3 separate regions of the Homo sapiens genome follow, and regions 1 and 2 are each linked to region 3. Evidence: chromatin loops called from intact Hi-C (ENCODE). Cell type or tissue: A673. All regions are shown on one strand.

Evidence for each region. Peaks named below come from ENCODE experiments on the same cell type or tissue, not always from the same donor. Only the 100,000 strongest peaks of a DNase experiment are listed, where the experiment ranks them.
Region 1: it touches region 3 in a loop (4-fold over the local background); 8 of 110 quality-filtered maps call a loop at or near these places.
Region 2: it touches region 3 in a loop (18-fold over the local background); 50 of 110 quality-filtered maps call a loop at or near these places.

Annotation. Positions count from the first base shown.
Region 1 is chr22:48,942,648-48,945,147 of GRCh38, reverse strand. No RefSeq gene overlaps it. Among named protein-coding and RNA genes, the nearest start is that of LINC01310, 77 kb to the right of the region's middle. In A673, a CTCF peak has its summit at 1,165; a DNase peak (open chromatin) is centred at 1,127; H3K27ac peaks cover 280 bases.
Region 2 is chr22:49,045,185-49,047,684 of GRCh38, reverse strand. It overlaps NHIP (neuronal hypoxia inducible, placenta associated), which reads left to right. Exons shown (of 4, transcript NR_183584.1): 4 at 2,091-2,500. Among named protein-coding and RNA genes, the nearest start is that of NHIP, 6.0 kb to the left of the region's middle. In A673, a CTCF peak has its summit at 969 (motif pointing left); a DNase peak (open chromatin) is centred at 954; H3K27ac peaks cover 1,453 bases.
Region 3 is chr22:49,303,828-49,306,327 of GRCh38, reverse strand. No RefSeq gene overlaps it. Among named protein-coding and RNA genes, the nearest start is that of MIR3667, 240 kb to the left of the region's middle. RefSeq lists an enhancer at 1,356-2,049. In A673, a CTCF peak has its summit at 958 (motif pointing right); a DNase peak (open chromatin) is centred at 997; H3K27ac peaks cover 1,477 bases.

The DNA.
Region 1 (2,500 bases), 360 kb after region 3:
TGAGCTGCAGTGGTGCCCGCTGGACACGAACCCTCCCTCTCAGCTCCTGCCGTGCCTCCTGCTCTGGCCCTCCAGTAGAACCTGCTCAAGACGCGGGAAGCGTATTCTGCCCCTCAGAGCCTGGCAACCCATCTTTCTGCTGCACGACAACTCCTTGCCCCAGTTTCTCGGCTCTGGGGACACCCATGGCCATTAAGAAGGGGGACAGTATAGGGGGAGCCGAGCTGTTTGGAGCAGCCGGGCAGCCGTTCACTCCGGCGGGAGACACCCTCCGTTGGCGTCCGTGGAGCCGGGCTGTGCTTCTGAGCTGGGCTGATGGCCTCACGCTCTGATTGCTGATGGATTCTATTTAAAACGGGACTGGAGGAGGGAAGTGGGAAGACGGATTGGGCCAGATGCTTGGGAGGGACCCAGCTCTGAAAGCAGAGAATGGGGTTTCCTTCTGAGTGGGTCCCTCCAGCCAGGGCCCAGCTGGCCTCTAGCAAGGGCGTCTGCAGCATCCCAGGCTGATGGCAAAGGGGACAGGGCACACCCAGGGTGCAATTAGGGCCCTTGGAGAAACTTCCCACAGGCATCTGGGTGGCTGCAGTGCCAAAAATGTACACTTTAGGAAGAGCCGTGGGATTCCGGGGGAGGAAACAGCCCGGGGTCAGCCTCCCGTGGCTGCTGGGAAAGTTAACACAAACTCAGTGGCTTAAAACAGCAGAAAGGTGTTGTCTTACAGTTCTGGAGGCTGGAACTCGGGGAAAAGGTGTCGGCAGGGTGGGTTCCTCCGGAGGGCTCTGCGGGAGAGTCCATCCAGGCTGCCGTCCACCCCTGGAGGCCGCCATCCTTGGGGTCCCTCGTCTCTGCCTCCATCGTGGTTGCAGTGTGGCCCTCCCAGGGCATCTGCCTCTGTCTCTCTCCTCTTCTGAGGACACCAGGCGTTTCACGCTTAGGGCCCACTGGATTCCAGTGTGACTGCATCTTAACTACTTCACCTACGAAGACCTTATTTCCAAATAAGCTCAGCCTGAGGTTCCAGGGATGAGAACTTCAGCAACACAGTTCAGTCTCCAACAGGGCCCTCCCACCAGGCCACAGCCTGTGGAAGGAGGGTTTCCTGGCCTGGTGGAGGGGAGCCCCAGGCTGCTCAGCTGAGCCGGGGAGGCTCACGGGCCCCGCCTGCTGGACAGTGTGTAGGGAAGCAGCGGATGCTTCTCTCCCTGCCCAGAGGATGACCAGTGAAAACGCAGGTGCCAGCACCCTCTGTGCCGTAACGGACTGGTCCACTCCCCTCACTTCCCTGTGCTGGTTACCCCATGACGGATGTTTGCCGAGAGCTTTGTCTGGCCCCTGTGACGGACGTTTACTGAGAGCTTTGTCTGGCTGGACCTTGAACTGGCTTCATTCCACGCTCAGTTTTGATCCCAGAAAACTCTGCTTGTCCCAGAATGCACACTGCTCTCAGCTCTAAGTAATGCTGCTTCCAGAGATCGGTGCATTTTTAGGGTGAGCTGTGTGAGTAATGGTGTGATTTCAGGTGCAGCAGTTCACATACAAGGGACACATTCTGGAGTGTGTGGCTCTGCTACAGCCTCTCAAATCATCTCTCTGACCTGTGAGGAAAACCAGGCTGGGCTTTAGATGCCTGGACACAAGTTGGCAAGATTAGGAGCCACTGAGTTTCTAAGCTGGGAGCGTTATCGGGCATCACCTCGACCATCTCTTGTTATTCACTCATTTACATTCATCCTTGTGTCCAATCACAGATACTCACTCATTCATCCTTGTGTCCAATCACAGATAGTCACTCAGTCATCCTTGTGTCCAATCACAAATATCGACGAGGGCTTACTCTGTGTTAGCACCAGGCTGTGCATGGGGGATGCTGTGGTGCCAGGCTGGTGAAGCGCCTCCATCACGGTGCCCATGGCCCCAAGAGAAAGGGCCTTGACTCACAGCTTCGAGTCCGAGGGTGGGGCAGAGCCAGGCAGGCTGTGTGAGAGCTCAGCTGGACGGGAACAGAAGGCCGCCCACGCTGGAGCCCTGAGCAAGGCCTGAAGGAGGAAGCAATCACTTTCACACATGGCATAGGCAGGGCTGGATCCTCACAGAACATTCCAGAACACACCTCCCGGGCCCCAGACCCATTTCCAGGGGCCCCAGTCTCTGCTCTTCGAAGGCCGACATCGGCATGTGTGTCTTCGTGTCCAGAGCCCAGTGCCCTGTGACCATAAACGTGGGCAAGCAACTGCTGTCCTGGGTGCTGACTCTGCGCCCAGCTCTCCTCATCACTGTGCACCACCCGGCATTCTAGCAATTAATTACTGAACCAGGAGGATGGAAGAGGCAGGAATTGGACTAAGCTAAGGGGAGGGACCTGGTGATGAGGACCAGGAGGGATGGAGGGGAGGCCCTCCAAGCCTGCAGGACGGCCCCCTGTGTTTATAGGCAGCACCTATTCAACAGGATGCTGACTCTCCTGCACTCTCTTCAGAAATCTCTGTGGCGAGGGTGA
Region 2 (2,500 bases), 260 kb after region 3:
AACTCTGTCCGTTCCCACGCCCTCCAAAGGCTGTTACACAGGGATGCCCGCTTCTGGACAGAAGTGATTCATGCAGGATGAGAACCATGACCACAGAAGATTTTGTGCATGTGGTTATTTCAATATTTAATTTAAGTGTATGCATGAGTGTTCAGGATAAAAATGCTTGGAGTGTACTTTAATTCCATTAAAAATGTATACATTATTCATGTCCTATGGACTGTCCACTGTGTGACTCAGAGAGCTGAGGGGGTAGAAATATATTCATTCATTCACTGTCTCCTTAAATATTTACTGAGCACTTGTTGCCCGTTGAATAAGTTGTTGTTTTAGGTTCCTCATGGTAGCTGTGCAGGAAGGGTGCAGAGTGGCCTGAGGGGCTATTGGGAAAGTCCACCTTGGGTTGAGGGATCTGGGAGGGCTCCCTGGAGGAGGTGGTGTTGGACTACAGCGATGGGAACATAAAGGAGCTGGAGAGAGATTTGGGTGCCAGTCAGCACAAGAAAGGCCCACACAGAGAAAGTCAGGCTGGGGCGAGAGTGAGCCCCCCAAGCTGAGAGCTCAGCCTGAGAGCATGGGAAGCCATCCAGGAGCTGAGAAGCCAGGCTGGGTCTGACCCCACTGATTCAGATCCCTCTGTGGCCTTGGGAAAGGCCAGAGACAGGGCCGCAGGTGGGGGCTTTGGTGAAGGGAGCGAGAGTGTGAGCCAGTGCCACGTAGAGAGGACAGACGCAGGGATGCCAGCCAGGGTGCCGTCGGCCAAGAAAGGAAGGTCCAGCAGGCACAGTGTCAGAGGAGGGTCCCAGAGGAAGGCACTGGGAACAGTCCTGGCTTCTTACCTCGGCCACTAGGCAGATGGTGATGCTCTGAGGGTGCTGAGGCCACAGGGTGGGAGGGAGGAGGAGGAGCCTCCCTCTGCAAGCTCTGTTACAGGGGGTATGCATCAGTGGCTCCCCACCGCCCTCTGGAGGAAGCCCGGAGCACAGAGCACTTGAGGCTCCTGGGTGTCCCTGGTCCGTGCTCCACTAAGTAGCTCCCCTGTTCCCCACCTAATCTCCATGGCTGGGCGTTCTGAATCCACGCTTCCAGCTCCCAGACGGTTCACAGGCTCCCGGCCCAGGCCATGTGTGCGTGCTGTCTCCCTGTGGGAGCAGGCTCCTGTCCTAGCCCCACACACCTGCTCATAGCTCTGCCCTCAGGTCAAAGGCCCCTTCCAGGGTCAGGGTCCCAACGGGGAACCCCAATTCTGGGCTCTGCAAATGCCTCCCAGCGTTACCCCTCAAAATGTCACTGTCTGAGGGTCTTGACCTCTGGCTTGTGAGCTCACAGAGGGCAGCGCCCTTGCACTCACCTTCCTGTTGACCTGCAGGGCCAAGCATTGTGCCGGACATAGGGGTGAACAGGCACATGCTTCCCACCTGTCAGGGAGATTCTTGCTCTCCTGGCTCTGCCCCACCCCTGGGGGCTCTGCCAGCTCCTCGGAACCCTGAGTCCAGGGCAGGGCACGGTCTCAGGTCTTAGCCTGATGACGTAGTACAGGCTCTAGGCCCCAGGAGGGACATGGCACTTCCTGCATCGACTCTGTCACTGGTCTCCCCAGGGCTTCCCTCCCCAAGCCTCAGGGGCTGTGGGGTACCCCATCCTCTCCACAGAACACGTGCACAGGCCTCCAGGAGATGGTTAATAGAACGGAGAGGTTTTAGGGAAGTTTATTTCTATAGCTCTTACATTTATTTATATTTGTCAAATATGTTCCCATCACTAAAATCTCTTTGGAGCATTTTCAAAAATTAAAGAATTGCGTCTAAAAATACTGACCTTGATGTTCAGTGTGCATGGGTAACTCTCCAGGCCCAGCAACATCAAGAGGCAGATGTGACAGCAGCCGTGGCTGCTCAGGGGGCCGGGAATGCGGGAAAGGGGTGGCTGTCAAACAGTCTTGACAAGCGGCTGAATGTGACTGTGTCGGATTTGGAAAGTGCAGCCTGAGAATTTGAAATCCATTCACTCCCCACCCCCAAGCGTTTTTTCATGTATTCGTTCATTCAGCACACCTTGAATGAACACTCTTTTATTTGCTACCTATTCAGGGACACTACACAGGCCCGTGACCATCACACGCCCAGCCTGGCCCCGTGCTGTGCCTGAGCAGAGGACTGTTGGCAGATGGTTCACTTCCACCCTCCATGATAAATGCTGAGAAAAGAAAGATCAAGGGCTTCAGAGCCCACTGGAGGGAATTCATACAGCCGGGGGCCCAGGAAGCTGCTAAGGAAACTGCCTGGACGGCAGGGTGGCCGTGACCACGGGGACGGGGAGAAGGACCCAGAGGAGCTGAGGAATCCTTGCTGTGGAAGGCACCATATGAGCTGCGTGAAGTCAGAGTCAAAAGCAAACCCGTCTCTTCTTGACAGTGGGACCCAGGAGGCAGGACAACCTGCCAGAGAGGCTGAAGGAGGTTCCCTCAGGCTGGATCCTCGACAAGAAAAAGGAAGAGGGT
Region 3 (2,500 bases):
CTGGACATCACCCCGCCTCCCTCCTGCCTAATCCCCAGAGGGGCTGTGGGTCCTGCCACCCCTGCTGCCTCATTCTGACCCTCCTGTGCCTCCTGCCGCCCCTGCTGCCTCATTCTGACCCTCCTGTGCCTCCTGCCGCCCCTGCTGCCTCATTCTGACCCTCCTGTGCCTCCTGCCCCTGAGGCCTCGTGGCCTTGTCCGTCTTCCTGGCCTCTGCATCTGCTAAGCCTGTGACCTCCCAAAACCCACTCCCAGTGGCACCAGGGCTGCTCTGCAAAAGCTGCCCATGCCTTGCTAACTCCACCACGGTGGCTCCTTCATTAGGAATGAAGTCCATCAGCTCCAAGGGTCACTCTTTATTGAGCGCTGTCTGTACACCTGGCAGTATCCCCAGGAAGGTGCTGTGTATTTCACACAGCCCCTGTGGCAGAGCCAGGGGGCTCTGCATCTTCTTATCAAGTCCCAGAGTGGTCACACAACTTGCCAGGTCACGTGGTAACAAGAGGGTCCAGCTCAGAGCCTGGGCTCCCTCTTTCTGATCCTGCCCCTTTCTCAGCCACCACTTCCCTTTCCACTGGTGCTGAGCCCTCCTCTGGACTGACAGGTCCCGATTCCTCCATCAGAGGCAGCCAGGTCCTCCCCCACCTCACCTGGGGTTGTCCAGCACCATCAATGCCTCACAGCCTCAGCTGGGCGTCACCTCCTCCAGGAAGCCTTCCCTAGGCCCATCTATTGGGGCCCAACTCCATCTGTGCCTGAGACTCAGAGAAGCTGCTGCAGCCCTGGGGTGGGACACAGGATGCAGGGGTGGCCACGGGCCCACGACGGGCCCACGACGGGCCCACGGGCATGCGGATGCAGACCCGGCCTCCTCAGCTCCTGCAGGTGGGCCCTGGGATCCCTTGAGTCCACTGCCCGTGTCCACCCCAGGCCAGACCCAGGGTGGGACCCCGGCGGCAGAGGCGGCAGCAGCCACCAGGGGGCACTGTTGGCCAGCGCTGGCTGAGCTGGCAGCTTCGGAGTGGCCGGACCAGCTCCATGGGGTTCATTTGCTGAGAGCGGCTGCAGCCCCTGGCTGAGGGGGCAGAGGGGCCAAGGAGTGAGGAGCTTCCAGAATCGCACTGGGCTGGGGCTCTCTGGGCTGCAAACGGTGTCAGGGGGCTGGCTGGCCGGCAGGCTCACCCGGATTCTCAGGCCCTCCCCAGGTCCTGCTGTCTTCTGCAAACAGGGCCTGGAGGCACCTCCCGGGCTCCTGCAGTGGGGACCTGGGTGCCGAGAGCCCTGCTGTCCGAGGGGCAGAAGACATGAGAGCTGGACACCAGGCCTTGCTGCAACGCCTCAGCAAGCCCAGGATGGGCAGCTGCGTGATGAGGTCCCCTGCCCTGCCCTGTGCTGCTTTTTTTTTGAGACGGAGTCTTGGTCTTTCGCCCAGGCCGGACTGCAGTGGCGCTATTTCGGCTCACTGCAAGCTCCGCCTCCCGGGTTCACACCATTCTCCTGCCTCAGCCTCCTAAGTAGCTGGGATTACACCTGTGCTGGTTTTATGGAACCGGCCTTCTTGGGGTCCCTTGGGAGCTGCGTGCAGAGGTGAGACTGGGCTGCACTGCCTGGGCCTCGGGTCATTCTGCAGCCACAGCCCAGGGAGGTTGCTCGGGGTGGGCACTGTGCTGTCTGTGCCCAGGATGGGCTTACTGTTTCCACTTGGGTAGCAATGTTCCCCTCCACCGCTGATGGCCTGGAGCAATGTCCCCTCCACCGCTGAGGGCCTGTGATGGGGGTGGGGGTTCTGCTTTTCCTTCTATACTAAGCAGAATTTTCTGGTTTCCCTACAATGAATCTGCACAGTGTGGTGATTGGGTTGAAGTGCTGCCTGTGGCCGGGAGGCAGGGCTGGGCTCTGGGGTCTCCTCTCCTAGCTCTGCCCCTCCAGCCTGTGCTTTGCTGGGAGCTCCACCCTGCTGGGCCTCGTTTCCCCCAACACCGTCCACTTTTCCTTGGGCATCTTGGCTTCATGCTGTCTCGCACAGCCCTTCGTCCACCCAAGCCGCATCTCCCACAGCCCCTAGTTGGTGTTGTCTCCGTCCCTCCAGGTCCTAACCCCTGCCCCCGAGATGGGTGGATTGGCAGAGCCCAGCGTCCCTCCACCCTCCTGTGGCATGGCCAGGTCGGGGTCTCTCCCTGTCCCTGTCCAGGCCTGCATTCCCTCAGCCCACTTCACCTAGGGCTGCAACAGTGATGTTCAGGCCCATCTTCGGCCCCTGTCCTGTCCACACAGCACAGTGACCTCTGTGCCACACCCTGTGTACCCCAGGGTGCACCGCATCCCCGCCCTCCACAGACAGCCGTCCGCAGCCTGGCACAAAGCCGTGGGAGGACACTCACCGTGGCAGCGTTGACCCTTCTTGGGGCCAGCCTGGGCCTGGCGGGCAGGAGGACACATGGGCTGCAGGGAGAGGCCATTGCCTCTCCCTTGGGTGTCTGGGACCGTGTGTGCCTGTGTG